Regions from separate parts of the Mus musculus genome. Here all the other regions are linked to region 1. A link is a loop called in an ENCODE intact Hi-C map of the cell type or tissue named here. Cell type or tissue: heart. All regions are shown on one strand. Links, peaks and the distances in the headings refer to the core of each region. The heading gives the core; the rest is flanking DNA.

Region 1 (8,224 bases), core at 2,411-4,910:
AGCGTGGCCAACTCTTTTTTTTTTTTTTTTTGGTTCCCACTGTAGGCATAGTGTTTTCTAACGGGCCGCGTTGGCACTCGCTTCGCAACTTTGCACTTGGAGTGCTGAGGGAGCTTGGCGTGGGTAGGAGTACCATTGAGGATCGCATCCTGGAGGAGGCAGCATGTGTGCTGGATGAATTTCAAGCTACCATGGGTGTGGTCTGGCAGGGAAAGCATAACCACCTGGTTTGGGGTCGGGGGTGGGGGGGAAGGGGGGGATGGATGGAGCTATGTGGAGGAGGGACACAGCTTCTGTGTGAGGGTGCTAGAGGCTTGAGGACGAGGGTCTCCTCTGCAGATCTTACTAAATGTCACTTTTAGGGGACCACAGCTTGATTACTCAGAGCTGCTCTCACCCCCCAGGAGCTCCATTTGACCCCCAGCAGCTACTGGATAGTGCTGTATCCAATGTCATTTGTACTGTGGTTTTCGGAAAGCGCTATGACTATGGGGACCCAGAGTTCCGGAGGCTCCTAAACCTCTTCAGTGACAATTTCTGTATCATGAGTTCCCGATGGGCTGAGGTGAGAGGATGGGCTCCAATTTCTCATTTTACATGCAGCCTTGTGCCAAATTCCAGGGGCATAGCCCTACCTACAGTGGCTACAGATTTAATGACAAAGTTCTACAACACACAAAGTCCTGATTTAATTTTTCCACAAAGAAACCATGGCCTTGTCCAGGGCCCTATTAAGACCATTTCAGCAGGGTATGATGGCACATGCCTTTGATCCCAGTACTGGGAAGGCAGAGGCAGGAGAATCTAATTTGAGGCCAGCCTGGTCTACATATAAAGTTCCAGGTTAGCCAAGGATAGTGGGAATAAGAGAGAGAGAGAGAGAGAGAGAGAGAGAGAGAGAGAGAGAGAGAGAGAGAGAGAGAGAGGAGGGAGGGAGGGAGGGAGGGAGGGAGGGAGGAAGGAAGGAAGGAAGGAAGGAAGGAAGGAAGGAAGGAAGGAAGGAAGGAAGGAAGGAAGGAAGGAAGGAAGGAAGGAAGGAAGGAAAAGGAGAGGGGAGGGGAGGAGAGGTGTGGAGCAGAGGAAAGGAGAGAACCCTGTCTCTCCAGATATATAATATGTTCCCATCCTTCATGGACTGGATCCCTGGGCCCCACAACCGAATATTTAAAAACTTCCAAGAGCTCCGACTCTTCATCTCTGAGCAAATTCAGTGGCACTGGCAGTCACGACAGACTGGGGAACCCCGTGACTTCATTGATTGTTTCCTCGACCAAATGGATAAGGTACCAGTCCCTGCTACCCTTAACCATACCCACCCTGCCAAGCAGCAGGCATTAGAGCACCTCTGTCCATTCCCAGGAACAGCAGGACCTGGAAAGCCATTTCCAGGATGAGACACTGGTGATGACTACTCACGATCTTTTCTTTGGTGGCACTGAAACCACAAGCACTACTCTACGTTATGGGCTCCTCATTATGCTCAAGTACCCTGAGGTGGCAGGTTTGAGAACTGGGTCCATCCCTCCCCTCCCCCTAAGTGAAGAGAGGGTGGCTGGGGTGGGATCTCAGTAAAGCACAACTCAAAGCCTCCAATGACCGCAGCCAAGGTGCAAGAGGAGCTGGACGCCACTGTAGGTCGGACCTGGGCCCCTAGAATAGAGGACCGTGCCCGCTTGCCTTACACCAATGCGGTGCTACATGAGATCCAGCGTTTCATCAGTGTGCTACCACTGGGGCTGCCCCGGGCCCTCACCCGAGACGTAAACCTCAAGAACCACTTCCTGCACAAGGTGCACATGGAGCCTGGGAATTCTGCACTGGGGAGAAGGGGACAATTCAGAGACTAGGTTCGGTGAGGGCTAACACAACCAGTACCTGGGGCTCCCTCCCAGGCTCTGCCAACCACCTTAGGGGCTGGGGTGTAGCTATGTGAGATCACTTGCCCAGCACCGCAGGGCCCTGTGTTAGGTGCCAACAACAGAAAGAGTCTGGGTGAGGGGCTCACACTCAAGTCTGTGGGTCACACTGTTTTACCCACAGGGCACATTCGTGATTCCCCTACTTGTGTCTGCACACCGGGATCCCACCCAATTCAAGGACCCTGACCATTTCAATCCCACCAATTTCCTGGATGACCATGGCGAGTTCCAGAACAACGATGCCTTCATGCCCTTTGCCTTAGGTCTGGGGTAGGAGGGAGGGGACCTGAGTGGCTAGCACTGGGGGACTGGCAGGGGCTTGCTCATCCCACACCTGCACCCACACCCACAGGAAAGCGGATGTGCCTGGGTGCTGGCCTAGCCCGTTCCGAGATCTTCCTCTTCCTGACGGCTATCCTGCAGAAGTTCTCCCTGCTCCCTGTGGGAAGTCCTGCCAACATCAACCTTAACCCACAGTGTACTGGTCTGGGTAATGTGCCCCCAGCCTTCCAGCTCCGCTTGGTGGCCCGCTGAGCTTGGGCTTCACTGGTGATCTCAGTGGCCCTGATATCCTTACCTGCCCTAACTGTATGTGTAAATCTCTTTACAGAGAGGAATACAAGTGTGTGCAGCTCTGAGGTAAACTTTTATTTCTTGGCTGGCAGAACCTCCATACCCATGCTCGTCATGGCACCCTACTCTGCCCAGACAGTGGCAGCCCAGTCCATACACTGCCACAGCCAAAGGGGCTGGGGAGTCACTTCACATTCCAGGCCGGAGGAGTGGGGACGAGGGTGAGATGACACCCACACCCCAACACACCTTTCCAGCAAGAGGCCATGACTCACCTCAACCCCAAATCCTGCCTCTTCTCAGCTCTACACTCAACGGACCAGACACAGCCACCAGTCATGACCGCCAGCCACACTGGCCACTGCCCAGGTCAAAACCCAGCACCGCTCGCTCACGGGGCAGCAGAGGTCTCTCCTTGTTGCTCCTCAGTGATACTTAGTGCCCTCCACACCACACAGTACAGAGGCAAGCCAGAAGCAGCAGCAGTGGCAGGAAAGGAGCGGGCACTGAGGCAGGAGCTGCTGCTGGTCCACGCAGCTCTGGGGCTGGCCATTAGGTAGGTGTAGTTGGCTGTGATACTGGTACTTGAACACCTTTCTGTCCCGATGCTGAGGATGAGAGGAAGACAAGAAATTGTGAATCACTAGGAAGGGACAAAGAAGCCAAAAGAAACCTGCGAAGATGGGGAGAACATTAACAGAAAAAAAAAAAAAATGGGTCTCAGGTAGGGGATACCAGGAAAGTAGGCAAGAACTGGGCAAAGGGACTGGTGAGAAAGACCTGTGGGAGCGGGCTGGCGGCAGTGCTGGCCTAGTGTGGCAAAGGCCCTGGGAACCACTCTCAGCACCCAAGGGGGTAAGAAAGGCTAAGGACCTGGCAGCACACAGGGACTAGGAAGGACAAAGGAAGAAAGCACGTACCTAGCTGATACTTGTCTCTGGCTGCTGCCCGTTCCTTGGCATCAAAATACCAGACAGTGATGGCGTACCTGAAAAATTGGGCAGTCAGAATGACTTTTCTGCCATTCTAGAGCCACCTCAGCTGACACCTCCACCCTTGCAGGTCCCACTTAGGCCCTCTCAGCATCTCATCACTCCCCTGTCAACTCTGGGGACTGGGGACAAGCTAAGAAATGTTTGGCACAGGGGAAGCAGCTGGACAATCCCTAAAGTACAGGTCATACCTGGTGGCATAGGCTGGCTTCACCTCATGTGGGTTCCGTCGGTCAGACCAGAAAATGAGCAACCGGTCAAAGAGTGGCTCGATGTTGGCTACCACTGGCCGACCCTCGGGGAAGATCTGCAGCAGGCCGCCATGCACCTGGGGGCAGGCCAGATGAGTCTACTGGTGAAGCCTGTAGCCTGTCTTACACCGCACCCATGTGCCCACCAGGGGGCGCAGCGCCAGCACACATCACTCCCTCCCAACACTCAGGCCCTTAAAATGAATGACAGCCCAGAGTCTACATTGCCATGGAGATGGGCAGGAAGCTACTAAAGACAGGAAAAGGGGGAGAATGTACAAGTCTGGGTGGGGCTAAGCAGACGGCACCATTCCCGGAAAAGAGGGAGGGCCCACAGTCAGCTAAAGAGGAGCCAGCAGATGTCACTGCCCTGTGAGCTGAGGAGTGGAGGGCAGGATCCCAGCTGGAACATAAGCATACCATCCCAACCCCAAACCCTACCTTAACATCCCAGTTCTGATTCAGGTAATAGATACAGGTGATGCAGCGCCCATCGCCGTGGGGATTGTCAACATGCCTCACGTACCCGAGCCCATTGCCTGGATAACACGCCACCATGGCCTGGTAGAAATGGAGAAAGGTGGTTTACTGAGACCAGGCAGAGGGAGTTCCAACCCAAGAGACCTTTGTCCTCCTTCAGCCAGATTCCATCCTCAAGTTCACAGAAATCTAAGCTCTTTTGCTTCAACAAGCCACACTCCCACCTCCATCCCCACTCTAGAACCAGAGGGACTCAATGTGTAAATGATGGTTTGTGCTTGTTAGAGAGATCCTAACCTTAGCCATGTGTAGTGGTGTGTGGTACACACCTGTGATCCAGCACTAAGCATGCAAGCTTTAAGGCTGGCTTCAAGTACTCAGTGAGAGCACAGAATCTCCTAAGTTTTGAGATATGGAGGCTCCTTGAGTCTGGAGCCTCTTCGAGTTAGTTCTGTTAGGGTTCGAAGAAGGTACAGCCTAGATTTTTTTTTTCAAGGTTCTCTCAGGTGACTCCACTGTGAAGTCATGCTGACTTGACCACACTTGACTACAGTCTCCAGCTACAGGATCTGTCCCGTGAATATAGGACAGGAACCTGACCTAGAACTCCAGCTCCAAGCATGCTGCACACTGCTGCCATCCCCAGTCCTCCAATAGGCCTCACCTACCCCTCTGTAAAATGGAGTTGATAAGCACCGCCCATTAACAACATCTCAGAGGCAGGCCTCCACCAGGTCTCATGTCTGTGGCACAGGGCTGCCTTAGGGTTCCAGATTTTCCCTGTCTCTCAACCAGACAGCCAGGGCCTGAGGGTATTTGTTACCAGGAAGCTAACAGACAAGGCCCAGCCACCTCTGCAGACCCAATATGCAGGGCCAAGTCTCTGTAGCCAAATGAGCTGTGGCACTGGGGAAGGAAATTAAGTTCCCCACTCGAGGTAACGCCACTTGACAGGATGCTGAGAACTGAACTAAATTGTGTGCATCTGCAAAGATACAGCGCCTGCTGCTCCAGGACAGAGAACTGAAGCACAAGCTGAAACGTTACAAAGTCAGAGTCGCCCCAGTGCAACTCCATTGGGAGAGTTCACAGTAAGCAAAGTGAAGTAGTTAGCATGAGAACCCTTTGGCTTTTGCCCAGTCAGCAACCATCTCTCTTGATCCTGCCACTCAGGTACTACTCTGCAAGCTGGGGTTCCCTGACAATGCTCAGCTACACTTTTGGGTCCAACCTAGCCCAACAAGACAACCATAGAAAACCACTCCTAATCAGACCCATCAATGTGTGTTGCTGAAATAGGAGGCTTACCCAGCACTCCATGAAGGTTACTTCAGCCCTACATCCTCCTCTCAAGACTCTCCTCTACCCACTGACCCCAGGGTTCACCCCGCTGGCACACTGAAGCCCTCCCTGCATCCCATCTATACACCCGACCCAGCACACACCCTACTTTGGGAAAGAGCCTTAGTAAGGCCACACAGCAGTAATGAGCTTCACTACCAGGGTACAGTAAGTGACAAGGTCCCCAGGGAGAAAACCTGGCCTCTGAGCTCAGGAGGGCAAGTCTTCCCTGCATGACTTCTGCAGATGGGATGGCCCTCTAGGCAACCACTCACTGGGAGGAAAGCATGTGGCTATGGCCTGGTGGCTTGGAAGCAATGAGTCACTGATTAGAGATGGGCAAGGCCTCCTGAGCTGGAAATCCAATCAGGGCTCAAGCAGGTTCTTCGAACTGATGGGGACAGCAGACAGTGCTGTACTACCTTTAATCAATCCCCGCACAGCACTACACACCCGGAAAAGTACAATCCCCACCATAGGGCCAAGACCACCGGCCTGCAAGTTCTGACTCTCCCTCTGCTCCAAGCCTCAACACACCTACCTTCTCCCCACCTCAAAGCCTGCAATCCTGTCTGTGTTATTTTAACAGGTCCCTAGACCTTAGCACAACTAGCATCATGTTAGGGGAACTGTCCTGACCTCAAAACCTAGCATATAAGAGACCCAATACCTGTCAGAACAGAACAAAGATGTAGCCCATGGTTCCAAGAAAATCCTAAATGCACCAACCTTGCTCTTCTGTCTTGGCTTCTGTAGTTCTGCTTCTTTCTAAACTGAAATGTGCCAACCAGAACATGCTGTTTGTGCATAAAAGACACACAGCTGTAAGGCTCAGGGTTGCATGATCTAGGCAAGCTCTGCACGCAGCTGACAGGCAGCAATGAAACCTTTTGGGCTTTAAGAGTGTCTATGTGGTGGTCTCTGGTGGACTTGTCTCACCTCACTACTGCTCAGGACGCAGCATCTAGGTGGCTGTCCAAGAAGCTCTGGGCCAAGCCAGAGTACCCAGGGTTCTACCTGCAGTATCAAAGTGCTGCTCTCAACAGCGACACCCCGCCCCCCCCCCCAAGGAAAAGTTTCAACCACAGGGACAGCAGTAGAGTGACAAAGAAACTTACTCTCCAGGATGCCGGAATCACCGCTATTGGAATAATGTACCAAGGACCATACCATGCCACACACAGCATTATCAGAAGCCAGTGACTCAGTCAGACAGCAGGCCCTGCCTCCAAGCTACAATTAAAGGGGCAAACTACACTAGCTGGACCCTCCCTGGGGATCCCTCTGCTCACCCTGATGCCAGTCAATTCCTCCAGCTACAAGTCCACAGAGAAGAGACAGGGAAAGAAGGGAAGGGAAAGGCAGAGGAAGAGCTCTGCTCAGGAATGACCTAGGCTAGGTTACTACTGGTCAAGGCCACACTTCTGGCCGGTCTCCTCACTGCCACTGCCTCAGATCACTTCAATACCCCCCAGTCACAACTCTCGAACACAGTAAGGGAGGCTACATGTGGCCCTTCCTTTGTAAGTGGGAGAGCATGGAGTTGCCATGTAGAGTGCTTGGGCTATAGCTCCCTCTGTCCCTCTGACCAATCTGACCTGTTCTTTCCTCCCGAGGGATAAGAGCCACTTAAAAGAACCTGACTCTTAGCCCTCCACAGTCCTAGCTCAGGTCCTGTCACTAACACAGGTGGGAGGAGGCCCCACCTATCCCTTTAAATTGCTTTCCCAAATTGCTTGAGTAGCCAGGCACTTGAACCAGCTTTCTCATCCTCTGAGGCTACAAAGCTATGTCCCAGTCCCTGGGTGCTCAGCTCTCCTGGTGTCCCCACTGACTTCCCTCCTGCAAAGCTGCTGAGCTGGGGAAGCAACACCGATCTTGCCTGCACAGAAGCCAAACCCAGGGAGGCTCTTCAGCTATCAAGTAACAGGAGGGAGATGGAAGTAGGGCAGGTTCCAGCTGGGGTGGGGAGGAAACAGACCTGGGCCTGGGGGATGGGAGGCAGGGGCCATGGTGCCCAAGCCAGTTCCAGTCGGAAAAGAAAGCTGTACTGAGGCAGAACCCAAGATAGGGCCGTGGAGATATGGGAGGGCACCATTAGGGCAGAGCGCAGTCCGTAAGACCACCAGCCTGCAGCAGGCACTCTCTCAACGGACTGTATTCAGATCACACCAAGCCTCAGACTCACACACCCTTCCATGAAGAAAACAGGTATGTCAACAGACTAGAAAGGCCGTGGAGGTCACTGTCTGTCCAGTCGGCTCCTGACAACTGCCCACTAAATGTACACCTTTCCCAAGAAGGTCTACGGCTTTCAGCAGATTTATCCGAAAAGCCCTGACTTCAAAAGCATTAAGAACTACTGTTCTGCAACAAGGAGGCATAGAGGAGAAAAATATAAAGGCAGAGGGTCAAGGAAAGAGATCAGAGACATGCAGGTAGGAAGTGACAAACAGTCAGAGAACAGAGAACAGGGACTGGGGCGGGGAAGAGTGGGAAAGAGCCTGACAAGTGCTCTACCTGCGCGAGCACACTGTCACCCAGTGTCACCATTGGGAAGCTGCTCCTGGTGCTCCTGGCTCCAAGAGTAGGCTCACAGGGCAGAATGGAGGCCAGGCTCCGTGCTCAACTAGACAGGCAGCACCCCATCCTCGGCCTAGGCTAACTC
Region 2 (2,500 bases), core at 1-2,500, 170 kb after region 1:
GGTCGAGAGAATTTGGAGATCCTAAAGAAATTCAAGATTCTGGGAGTCTGAGGGGCTAGAAGGGTTTGGAGTATCTAAGGGAATTAAGAATTCAGAAATATTCTGGGATGTTTTCTAAGGTCATGAGCAATTTAGGAACCAGCTTCACAGCCCCGCCCCCTTTCCTGGTGGCTCACAGATGCAGCTGCTGCGGGAAGAGTCCAGGAGGAAACCGTCCGGACATACACACGTGTAGCCGCCACGAGTGTTGGCACACTCCCCGTGTTGGCAACGCCCACCGGTGGCGCACTCATCCACATCTGCAAGAGTTGAGGAAGTTTTTGGCGAGTCTGGGACTACTAAACCCCTGGCAGCCCAACCTTGAAAGACTAGCCCTCGGTTCCCTGCCCCCTGCCGGGCCTTACCTACACAGGACCCATTAACTCTCTCGAAGCCGGGTGGACAAGGTCCATTTGGGCCACTCACTTGGTTGGAGTTCCCTGTGGAGAAAGGAGGGATGGGAGCGGGGACAGATTGGCAGAGAGATAACCAGGCAATTTTGAAGAAGAAATGGGAGTGAAGTGTGGTTTGAACTACCGAGTCAGCCTGGCAGCTCAGTAAGTAAGATCGGAGGCTCTCGAAATGCACGATAAGACAAAGGCACAAAGGCCGTTAGAAAAGTGACCGAAATCAGAAAATGGGATAAATGGTATAGAAAAACCTAGATAGACATGACCACCCACAAGGTAGGTAGATATAGCTAGATCTTGTGACTAGGGTTTATCTGTGCCCGGAGGAGAAGAGGCGAGGTTTGGGGACGACCCAGGCCTTCTTACTCAGGTGTTCCGCGCACGGGTGACAATCATGAACACCCCAGGCCAAGCCCTCTCCTCGGCAGCAGACTTCCTGCGTCCGGAGCCCTGGCAGCGGCGATGCACACTGTAGAAGAAGTGAGGCGTGAGCGCGCCCCCGCGTGGTGGCATTTTTAAGGGATTTCCCCCTACCCTCACCCGCCGGCCTCGGCTCACTTCGCTTCCGCGCAGTTCTCTAAAACAGTAACCGAAGCCGGAGGCGTCTGAGTAGCCGTCCTCGCGTGGCGCGCTCTGTGCCAGCACTGTGTAGGGCGCCGCCGCCTCGGCCCGTGCCGCCGCTTCAGCCCTGGCTAGGGCTTCAGGGTTCGCCTCCTCCCAGGGGCCCGACACACGTTCCACTTGGTGCACCACCACTGATGCCTCCTGAGGGTGCTCCACGTGCACGCTCACCATCGATGCTACTCCTGAGCAGAGGCAAGATGGACAATGGGATATATCTACACGAGCTCTGACTTGCTAGGAGTAGATTGGAGAGGTGAGCTGAGGATGGGTACTTTATATTGGGAGGTGGGGGTGGGGTGGCGTGGTAATGTAATATGGCCTGCAATTTTCAGTGATCCTCCTGCCTCTGCATCCCGAGTGGTGGGATTACAGGTGGAAGCCACCAAACCGATCTTAGGAGGGTAGCAGAGAAGGCAACAAACTTGGTCAGAGAACGGTCAGGTTCTTGAGGAAAGCGGGATCAGAGGCCCTTTGGCTAAATTCTCCTCACCGTGTTCATCATCGCGGTGGTTGGCTAGTGGCATTGTATAAACGGAGCGGGTAAGGCCCGGCATGGCTGGGGCCGGGGGCCGGGCCCCCGAAGAATGCAATTGGCAGAATTTGCCAGCGAAGTCCGGGGGGCAAAGGCAGCGATCAGGCTTCACACACACACCACCGTTGTGACAGATCAAGGGACATAGGACTGAGAAGAAAGCAAGGATACAAAATATCAGTACTGTGCCTGGCAGACAGCTAACTCAGTACCCAGCACTGAAACGAGGGCCTCAAGGTACACCATCCTTACATCTCTCCATCGTAGGTGACTTTTCCCGTTTGTTTGCTTTTGTTTTAAGATAGGGACTAATGTAGCCCAGGCTAGTCTCGAAAACTCACTATATAGCCAATGCTTTAACTCTTGACTCCTGACTCCGCTTCCCAATTTTTGGGATTATAGCAGTATGCTACCACAACAACCTTCCCCAAATCTGGCTGACTATGTCGGGTGGGTCAAGTCGCGCGACTATCACATAGTCCCGCCTTTTAGGTGGGTTTACTCAGCCTCCTCCCTCTATTTCATTCTCCTTCCCATTTTCTGTTTAAGTTCGGGCGTCCCAGCCCCGCCCAAACAGTGATATTCCCGCCCACTGGATTACCTTCGCTCAAAACAAACCGAAGTTTCCCTTTTGTGTCTCAGCTGGAATCCAAAAAGTTCAGGCTTTTCCCATTGGCTAGGCACCCCTTTCTAGTCCCGCCCACATGGCCTTCTACCTGACATTGTAAACTCCGCCTAACCCAGGTACCTTAGCCTTAGCCCCGCCTACTCACTTTCCTCCCTCTGATTTGCTCCGAATCACGCCCCTCCCACTCTTGGGCGAGCTAGGCGCCTTAGCCCCGCCCACAGCCAGCTTTTCAGCCTTCCCTCCCGGCCTCCGGTAGCATCGGGCGGG
Region 3 (2,500 bases), core at 1-2,500, 330 kb after region 1:
ACCAAAAAAAAAAAAAAAAAGAATATTAGGTGTGGCATAAGTCTCTGGTTCCAGTCACTGACAGGCTGAGGAGGGTTGGTTGCTCTGTTTCCCAGGCTAACTTGGGCAAGTTAGTGAAACTGTCGCAAAAAAAAAAAAAAAAAAAAAAAAAAGTTCGTCGGTTTTTTTTGCTAGTTTGTTTTGTTTTGTTTTGTTTTGTTTTAAGACAGGATCTCACTCTGAGGTCCAGGCTGGATTCAAATCCACTAAGTAGTCCGGCTGCAAACTCAAAGCAATCCCCCATACTTTAGTTTTCCCATACTGGGGTTATGGGTGTGAACAACCACGCCCCGCAGGAAATTATTTTCAGGGACTTAAACTGCTGCCCAAAGTCACACAGCTCCTCCGGAACTGATGCCCAGGACGTGACTCTGGTGTCGTTCCGTCCCCCCCTTACTCCCGTCTTTAATCATAGTAGAATCCAGTTGTCTCACTGTATTGAGTCCAGTATCCTAAGCCCTACTGAGAAAACTGTTAATTTTGTAACTCTCAAGAAGTAGGTCCTCTTCCAGAAGTCATACAGTTTTCTAAAATAACACATGAAGTGACAGGCCTGTACTTTTTAAAGTACAAAACCCCTACCTGTCATCGCCCCACAAGGGAAATCGCTACCAGAGCTGTCCCTTCGCTCAGGCAGTCCTCCTGGGCATGCGCTTTAGGGACAACCTCCCCCCTCCTTCTGGAACGGCCCCGCTCAGGCTCCGCCCACCACCACCAACGAGAGCCGATCCCTGAGCTGCAGGGCGGGGCTGCCACGCGAGTGGGCGGGAACTAGGGATAGTCGAGTGTCTGGAGTCGTGCGCCGGAGTCAGAACTGCGCCTACCGTCCCAGGTGTCGGTTGCTGGAGCAGAACAAGCTAGCGATGCTACGGCAGCCGCTTCCTGATTGGCTGCGTGTGGCTCCCTCTTCGTTCTGATTGGCCGCGAGTGATCTGTGTATGTAAATGAAGGGGCCTGGTGGGGAAAGACGGGGGTACGGGGGGCCGGGTTCTTTAGGGTGTTCGATACCTCAGCTAGGTAGATGGTGGCCGGGGCTGACCGGGATCGAGCGCCCAGGGCCTGTATGTGTCGCCCGCCCGGGCCGGGCTGGGTGAATCACGTCGGAGCCCGAGAAGGGGGCGGAGGCGCCGGCTCCCTGGCTCCGGCTGCGTGACTCACCCGCCCCCGCCGCCGCCGCTCCGGGAGGAGCCGCCTCCGCTGCCTTCCGGAAGCGAGGGAAGGCCGGGCTCACTGAGCGGCCCGCGGGGGTCGCGGCTCGCTGTGGCCCGGGAGGGACAGGCGGTACCCTGGGGAATCTAAAGGATCCCGGGGTCACTGGGGCCGGAGTCCCCGGGGGAGCCCAGGTTGGAGTACCGCTAGGGGGCGCCGGGACTCGGGGGGGCGGAGTCGGGGTGGGGGCTGAATTCCTGCGGTTCCCGGCTCCCGGGTCTTCAGCGAAAAGGGCAAAGACTGGATTTTTAGTGTCTTGCTAGGTCTAGGCAGCGTCCCCGGGACTGAGACCCTGCGGCCTTTATGCCCCCGTTAGATTAGGCTAGGGGCTTCAAACTCTAGTCCTCTTGGAAGAAAGTACCGATTTTCAAACTTCTGTCAATGACTTACTCCCGCGGCCCTTCAGGGTTTCCCTTGTCTCTCTCTTTCCTCAATAAGTTCGGGACCCTTACTTCCTTGAGTGACTACTAACAGCTTAGGCTTTAAACCCAAGCGGCCAGCATCCCAGTGAGTACAGCAGTCGGAAGGCAGGCAGTTCAGGCCCACTTCTATCTCCAAACCTACACACACACACACACACACACACACACACACACACACACACACACATGATGCTGCCCCGCCACCGATCTTTCCCCAGGCAGCAGCTACCGGGGATCCTCTAGAGACCTTGCCAACTAACGTCACCATTCATCTTCCTGCCTAGACCCTACCCTCCATGACTCTGTCCTGACACTCTGAAAATCCAAGCCTCCTATTCCTGCCCGCGCCTCCTCCTGCTTGCTCCCCACCCCCACCGGGACTCCTACTGTGTCACACTCTCTGCGCCTGCTCCTAGTGTGTGGTGGCCTTCTTTTTTTTTTTTTTTTTAAACTCCCCAGTTCAGGTTTACCTCTCTCTGTCTTCCTTTGGCTCTTTCAGGAAAGCCTGGCCCTGCTTCTCCATAGCCTACAGTGCAAACAGCAGGACTCAGCTTCAATGTACTTATCTTTCTTAGAAAAACCTGCCTTGACTACCTCCCAGGATGGCATCTTCCTACCACTTTCTGTACATTTGACCATAGAGTTCCATGCATAGCAGATACTCTGTATTGAACTGTGTAAGATGGCTGTATTTGTAATCAAGGAATGGAACACACCTGTAATCCTAACCCCTTGGGAGACTGAGACAGGAGGATTGCCTGGAATGGCTGGTCAGCCCGGACTACAGTGTGGGGCCCTGTCTCAAAAGAGCAAAACCAAAGAGTGCTTAT

Evidence for each region. Peaks named below come from ENCODE experiments on the same cell type or tissue, not always from the same donor. Only the 100,000 strongest peaks of a DNase experiment are listed, where the experiment ranks them.
Region 2: a loop joins it to region 1, with 2.1 times the contacts of the local background. A loop is called at or near these places in 2 of 42 quality-filtered maps.
Region 3: it touches region 1 in a loop (2.1-fold over the local background); 4 of 42 quality-filtered maps call a loop at or near these places.

Annotation. Positions count from the first base shown.
Region 1 is chr7:27,156,112-27,164,335 of GRCm38, forward strand. It overlaps Cyp2t4 (cytochrome P450, family 2, subfamily t, polypeptide 4), which reads left to right. Exons shown (of 10, transcript NM_001100184.1): 4 at 46-195; 5 at 405-565; 6 at 1,107-1,283; 7 at 1,360-1,501; 8 at 1,603-1,790; 9 at 2,041-2,182; 10 at 2,272-2,453. The coding sequence ends at 2,453. Egln2 (egl-9 family hypoxia-inducible factor 2) reads right to left here. Exons shown (of 6, transcript NM_053208.4): 3 at 4,177-4,296; 4 at 3,676-3,812; 5 at 3,413-3,480; 6 at 2,547-3,100. The coding sequence ends at 3,045. Among named protein-coding and RNA genes, the nearest start is that of Cyp2t4, 6.5 kb to the left of the region's middle. In heart, for the core only: a CTCF peak has its summit at 3,880 (motif pointing right); DNase peaks (open chromatin) are centred at 3,380 and 3,970.
Region 2 is chr7:27,328,564-27,331,063 of GRCm38, forward strand. Ltbp4 (latent transforming growth factor beta binding protein 4) reads right to left here. Exons shown (of 30, transcript NM_001113549.1): 2 at 1,564-1,755; 3 at 1,008-1,255; 4 at 816-918; 5 at 405-479; 6 at 177-299. Gm30543 (a long non-coding RNA gene) reads left to right here and starts at 1,247. Exons shown (of 2, transcript XR_391221.3): 1 at 1,247-1,326. In heart, for the core only: a CTCF peak has its summit at 963; DNase peaks (open chromatin) are centred at 248, 888 and 1,668; H3K4me3 peaks cover 1,900 bases; H3K27ac peaks cover 133 bases; H3K27me3 peaks cover 2,500 bases.
Region 3 is chr7:27,486,104-27,488,603 of GRCm38, forward strand. It overlaps Sertad1 (SERTA domain containing 1), which reads left to right and starts at 850. Exons shown (of 2, transcript NM_018820.4): 1 at 850-975. Gm38972 (a long non-coding RNA gene) reads right to left here and starts at 857. Exons shown (of 5, transcript XR_881906.2): 1 at 622-857. In heart, for the core only: a CTCF peak has its summit at 1,369 (motif pointing right); DNase peaks (open chromatin) are centred at 828 and 2,028; H3K4me3 peaks cover 2,373 bases; H3K27ac peaks cover 2,339 bases.